Regions from separate parts of the Homo sapiens genome. Here region 1 is linked to region 2. A link is a contact called in ENCODE Hi-C or POLR2A ChIA-PET data. All regions are on one chromosome and are shown on one strand. The core of a region is the stretch at or near the end of the contact, and the rest is flanking DNA. Distances in the headings are between cores, read along the strand shown.

Region 1 (2,700 bases), core at 55-2,554, 120 kb after region 2:
AATTACGGCCTCCACGGTAATTTGTTTTTGGTTAAGCAATATAAATTCAGCCAAGTGTAAAGCAGAAAAAGCACTTGGGAAGGAATATCTCCACAATGTGGACTTTGCCCAAAAAAAAAAAAAAAAAAATCTGGACTCCCAACAGTGGCTACAAGAGAATCACTATGATTCTATTAAAGCATATTAAGTTTAGAGCCACAAATTTAGCAATTTGAAAAACAGCTCCACACAAGGCAGGAAAAGGGCAGCAGCAGAATTCAACGTTCAAATTAAGGTCAGATTAAATTTTGCCTAGTTAGGCTAGCATTTCTATGGTTATATGGACCATCGTTATTCATTCCCTTTCAACATCTATGCAAAACTGACTAATCAACTGTGTTATCAGCAGTTTGCTAAATCAATAAACGTACCTACTACCCACCCAGATAGACACTGGAGGGACTTTTTGTTTTGAGAAGGGTCATTTCACAACTTTCAAGTTCTCTTTCCTTTTCTTATTGAATATTTGGGGTCAAAATAAAATCATTTGCTTTACTTTGTCCTCTTGACCACAGCGAAGCGTCGAAAAGAAGACAGGAGAGTGCCTAACTGCACTGGCATCCCCCAGCTGTCTCCGGGAATCGCGGCAGCCCCGCCCCGCCCGCCTGCACCTGCCGGGAGCCCCGCCCCCTCCGCGCGGGCTGGCGGGACGCGCGCCCTCGGCCCCGCCCCACTCCCTCCGCCCCTCTCACTGCGGGGGCGCGCCATTTCGCGCCTCCGGGCCGCTCGGCTGCCCCAGGGGCGCCTGGCAAACGTGGAGTCGCTCGGTTTTGGAGGCATGCTTTCCAAACTTTCTAATTCACAGGGTCTTTGCACGCAGCCCCTGCCCCACAACACCTTGGCAGTCTCTGAGACTTCTGGGGCTCTTCTCCCGGGCAGCTCCCGTGCCTGTCCGGTCCCGGAGTTGAATAGTTTTTGAAGTAATGAGACGGGAACGAGACTTGGGACGAACTGGAGAAAAACATAACCGCGAAAGGAGGAGGCGGCTATCACTTACTGGCTGTGTCAGAAGTCGCCGGGAACGCGTTGCTCCCGAGGCCGAAGGGCCCAGAGAGCTCCAGCCAGGCAGCGGGTTCGTCTCCGGCGCAAGAAGGCTGGTGAGGCGGAGTGCGCGCGTGCACGTGGCCGCTCGAGGCGCCACCGGCCGCGGGGACGCGCGGGCTGTGTCGGGCGGCCTAGCGCCTGCGGCTCTGCCGGGCCTGCGCTCTCGACCGACGCCGGGCCGCGCACCGCCTCAACTTCCCTGCCCCGGCGGCTCTTCCGGATGGAGACGAGGCAGCGGGGCGGGGTGGAGCGGAGCGGGCGGATTGGGGCGGAGCCAGGAGGGTCCCGGGCGGGGAGAGGGGCGGGACCCGAGCAGTGACCTCAGGCTAAGTGGCCAGAGCAGGGTTGTGCGGCGGCTCAGATCGGATCTTAGGGTTTGTTTTTTGTCTGTCCAAGGAATTTGCCTAACCCAAGGCCACAGAGGATCTCTTCTGTGTTTTCTGACACAAGTTTTAGAATTTTAGGTTTTATATTGAGGTCTGTGATCCAATTAGAGCTAATTTTTGTCTGTGGTGCAAAGTATGGATCTTAGGTCATTTTTTTGTATGTGAATAGTGTCATTTGTTTAGAGAGCTTTCTTTTTCTCACTGAATAGCTTTTGCACCTATGTTTAAAATCAGTTGTCCCTAAAGCATCAGTTGTGGGTCTATTCTTAGACTTTCTATTCTGTTCCGACAATTTATTATATTTCTCTCTACAAAAATACCACATTGTCTTGATTCCTGTAGATTCGTAAGAGTCTTAAAATCAGATCGTGTTTGGCCTCCAATTTTTTGTTATTTTTCAAAAATGTTCTGGCTCATCTAGTCCCTTGGGTTTTCATATGAATGTTAAAATCAGCTTGTCACTTTAAAAAGTTGGGATTGTGATTGGTTACATTTCGTCTATAGATCCATGTAAGAATAATTTACATGTTAACAATATTTAGTAATGACCCTTAAAGTAAGCCTCTTCATTTATTTAGGTGTTATTTCACTCAGCAAATGTTTTGATCTTTTGTCAGGTCTAGTCTTATATAGTCCATTTTCACAGTGCTAATAAAGACATACCTGGGACTGAGTAATTTATAAAGGAAAGACGTTTAATTGACTTACAGTTCAGCATGGCTGGGGAGACTTCAGGAAACTTAAAATCATGGCAGAAGCGGGAGCAAACCTCCTTCTTCACAGGGCTGCAGGAAGGAGAAGTGAGGAGCAAGGAGGGAAAAGCCCCTTAGAAAACCATCAGATCTTGTGATACCTCACTCACTATCAGAGAACAGCATGGGAATAACCACCCCCATGATTCAGTTACCTCCCACCGGGTCCCTCCCACAACACCTGGGGATTATGGTAACTACAGTTCAAGATGAGGTTTGGGCAGGGACACAGCCAAACCATATCACCCTATGTCAGATTTATCCATAAATCTAAGGATGGGGGAAAAATATACTTCTTGATATTATGTAAATGACATTTTAAATTTTCAGTTGTTCTTTGATAGTGTCTTAGTCTGTGTTGCTAAAAAGGAATGCCTGAGACTGAATAATTTACAAATAAAAGAGGTTTATTTGGCTCACACTTCTGCAGGCTGCTTCTGGTGAGGGCTTCAGGCTGCTTCCACTCAGTGAAGGGGAGG
Region 2 (2,700 bases), core at 42-2,541:
TCCCTTTCAAGCCAAGATGAACCCACCAAGAATCTGAACTAAAAAGCTTGAATCAGAAAGATGTAGGTAGGGCATCATCTGGCAAGGTCAGAGAAAGTCACAGCTGGAGCCAGGCCCCAAAGTAGTTCAAAAGCCAGAGGGTAGCTGGAGCAGATAAGCCTTGAGTGAGCACAGAACGTGGGGCTGCTGGGAGGAACAGGAAACTGGAGCACACTCATTGAGAGAGGCAACAACACGGGACCTTGAGGATCCAGGAGAGGCTGAGGGAACAGTTTCAGTCCTGACTTTCCAGTTCTGGGCCCATGTGGCCTGGTGAGACTTTGTTGCCTGTCCTTAATGAGACTCCCTGCTGTATCCCTACAGCAAACTTGCCTTTATTTCAGCTAGCTTCTGAGGGTTTCCTTTTCTGTAACTCAGCAATATGTAATAGATAGGCCTGATCCTCAGCCTTTATGGACAAGACCGCTGAAGACGGCGAAGCCACACTGTTGGCTAGTTCTAGAACCCAATTTGCCTTGTTCTTAGTTTTGTTCTATTACCCAGTCTATGTTGTTTTTTTTTTTAAATTTGAGACGGAGTCTCACTCTGTCATCCAGGCTGGAGAGCGGTGACACAATCTCAGCTCAGTGCAACCTCCACCTACCGGGTTCAAGCGATTTTCCTGCCTCAGCCTCCCAAGTAGCTGGGTCTACAGAAGCGTACCACCTCACCCCACTAATTATTGTATTTTTAGTAGAGGCGGGGTTTCACTATATTGGCCAGGCTGGTGTTGAACTCCTGACCTCAAGTAATCTGCCCACCTCGCACTCTATGTATTATTGAGCACTGAAAAAGTTAGATCTCAAAATAGTAAGCAATATTCCAGCATTGGTTTTGCTTATCATGAAAACTGTAAGTTAAACCAAGTTTGTTCCCACATAAAAACACACCTGATACAAATGCTTGCTTTCTGTCGGTTCACCTCTACCAAGGAATTGCAATTCCAACTAAACATAAAGAAGAGTGGCCTAAAAATAATTTGCATTCACAAGATATAGAAATTACTCATTTCTCGGTAAGTCCTGGCCCAGTATGTATATCCCATTTCCTCCCTTAAACTGTATCTTGCACCGGACTATTCACAGACACAATTTTTTAAAATTTAGTTTAATATCTGTCAAGTTCACTTTTATTACAAATATTACCCTTAGATGCATTTTCAAGCCTTTAAGGAAGAGATGTGGCAGTGGAACAGATACAAGAACTACTGAGTGTGTCATAAGGGGCGGTTGCCACCACTTCCTGTGCATGTCCTCTGAGTGACAGTGAAGAGGATGTGTGTGGGTAATGGCTCCCCGTATACCTGGGGGGCTATGTCACATGCAAGACAGAACACTGACAGGAACACCCCAATTGGAGTGGGTACTAATGTGAGCCAGGGCGCTTTTATCTTTCTTGAATGTTAATAAGGAAAGCAAGCTCAGAGGATGGTTTTGAACACTGAGGAAGAAGCACTGGCTTAGCTTCCTACATTGTGATGTTAATAGGTTTGGAAACTGGTTGTTTGGTAAGTTGCATCTGAAAGGTTCACCAGGTCCCAGGAAGTCTCTAGTGACCTAGAATTCAAGGTTGGATAGTTTCTGAACTCCTAAATATTGTGAACTGGCTAAAGGCAAGCTCTCTGAGTTAACCTAGGATTTTCTCTAGCATTCCACCCGTTAAGCAGAAGGTTTAGCACATGGAGAAGGAACAGAAATCAAGTATGCCTACAGAATGTGTAAGTTTGTTAGAATTAAAATTTGTCAACCAAGAATAAATGTTTAATGTTTTGGTATACCTTCAAAAAAGTTTAAAATTTGCATTAAGCCACAGAGTTAAAGATATCAGAATAATATGTTTGTTTTGCTCATATTTCTATAAGACACCAAAAATTACAATAAAATTCCTATTATACATTTTAGAATACTACATATGCACTGAAGATTAATCTTTTACAGTATCAGAAAATTCCATTATCTCATATAGTTACAATAGAATTTAAATTCTGGTTTAGCCCTCTCACAGATAAAATTAAGTATAGTTTTTATTGTGTTTAGATAATTTTACATTATTAAAATGTTTTCAAGAAGTACACTGGGACTGAAATCAAAATATTTTGGCAACTTGATTCAGAATTAAAGGTTTTTTGTTTGTTTGTTTGTGAGACAGGGTCTTACTCTGTCACCCAGGCTGGAGTGCAGTGGCATGATCTTGGCTCACTGCAACCTCCGCCTCCCAGGTTCAAGTGATTCTCCTGCCTCAGCCTCCCGAGTAGCTGGGATTACAGGCGCCTACCACCACACCCAGCTAATTTTTGTATTTTTAGTAGAGACGGGGTTTCACCATGTTGGCCAGACTGGTCTTGAACTCCTTACCTCAAGTGATCCACCCACCTCAGCTTCCCAAACTGCAGGGATTACAGGTGTGAGCCACCGCACCCGGCCAAAGGTTATTTTTTACACCTCTCTTTATTGAACAGAAATGTGACCTGTGAGACTGTTCATATTCCCCCAAGACAATCCATGTGCTTCCTTGATACACACATTAAAGACCATACAAGAGAAAGTTTTAGTCATCATGAAATCACGTCTATAACAAAAGTAGGACACAGCAGGATAAAACATGACCTCAGGACATCAAAACACTTTCCAGCTCTGAACCTACTAAACTTGACCCAACAGC

What was found. Hi-C counts contacts between places; a loop is a spot of excess contacts on that map. ChIA-PET counts read pairs that join two places held with the same protein, here RNA polymerase II (POLR2A). Pooled maps may share reads with other maps.
Region 1: a loop to region 2 is called in a map of CD8-positive, alpha-beta T cell, with 2.5 times the contacts of the local background. The contact joins the promoter of MCM9 here to the enhancer-like site in region 2. A Hi-C loop is called at or near these places in 2 of 168 maps with a recorded cell type or tissue (CD8-positive, alpha-beta T cell and naive thymus-derived CD4-positive, alpha-beta T cell) and 8 of 50 pooled maps. POLR2A ChIA-PET finds 5 or more read pairs at or near these places in 4 of 52 experiments (CD4-positive, alpha-beta T cell, CD4-positive, alpha-beta memory T cell, OCI-LY7 and 1 more).

Annotation. Positions count from the first base shown.
Region 1 is chr6:118,933,855-118,936,554 of GRCh38, forward strand. MCM9 (minichromosome maintenance 9 homologous recombination repair factor) reads right to left here and starts at 1,305. Exons shown (of 14, transcript NM_017696.3): 1 at 1,037-1,305. LOC124901389 (a long non-coding RNA gene) reads left to right here and starts at 1,061. Exons shown (of 2, transcript XR_007059729.1): 1 at 1,061-1,136. RefSeq lists silencers at 554-803, 1,054-1,483.
Region 2 is chr6:118,809,305-118,812,004 of GRCh38, forward strand. No RefSeq gene overlaps it. Among named protein-coding and RNA genes, the nearest start is that of ASF1A, 83 kb to the right of the region's middle. Within about 2 kb of position 1,292, at least 7 of the 41 ENCODE cell types and tissues checked have a DNase peak (open chromatin) inside an H3K27ac peak, as active enhancers do; they include CD4-positive, alpha-beta T cell and CD8-positive, alpha-beta T cell, where a contact is called at or near this core.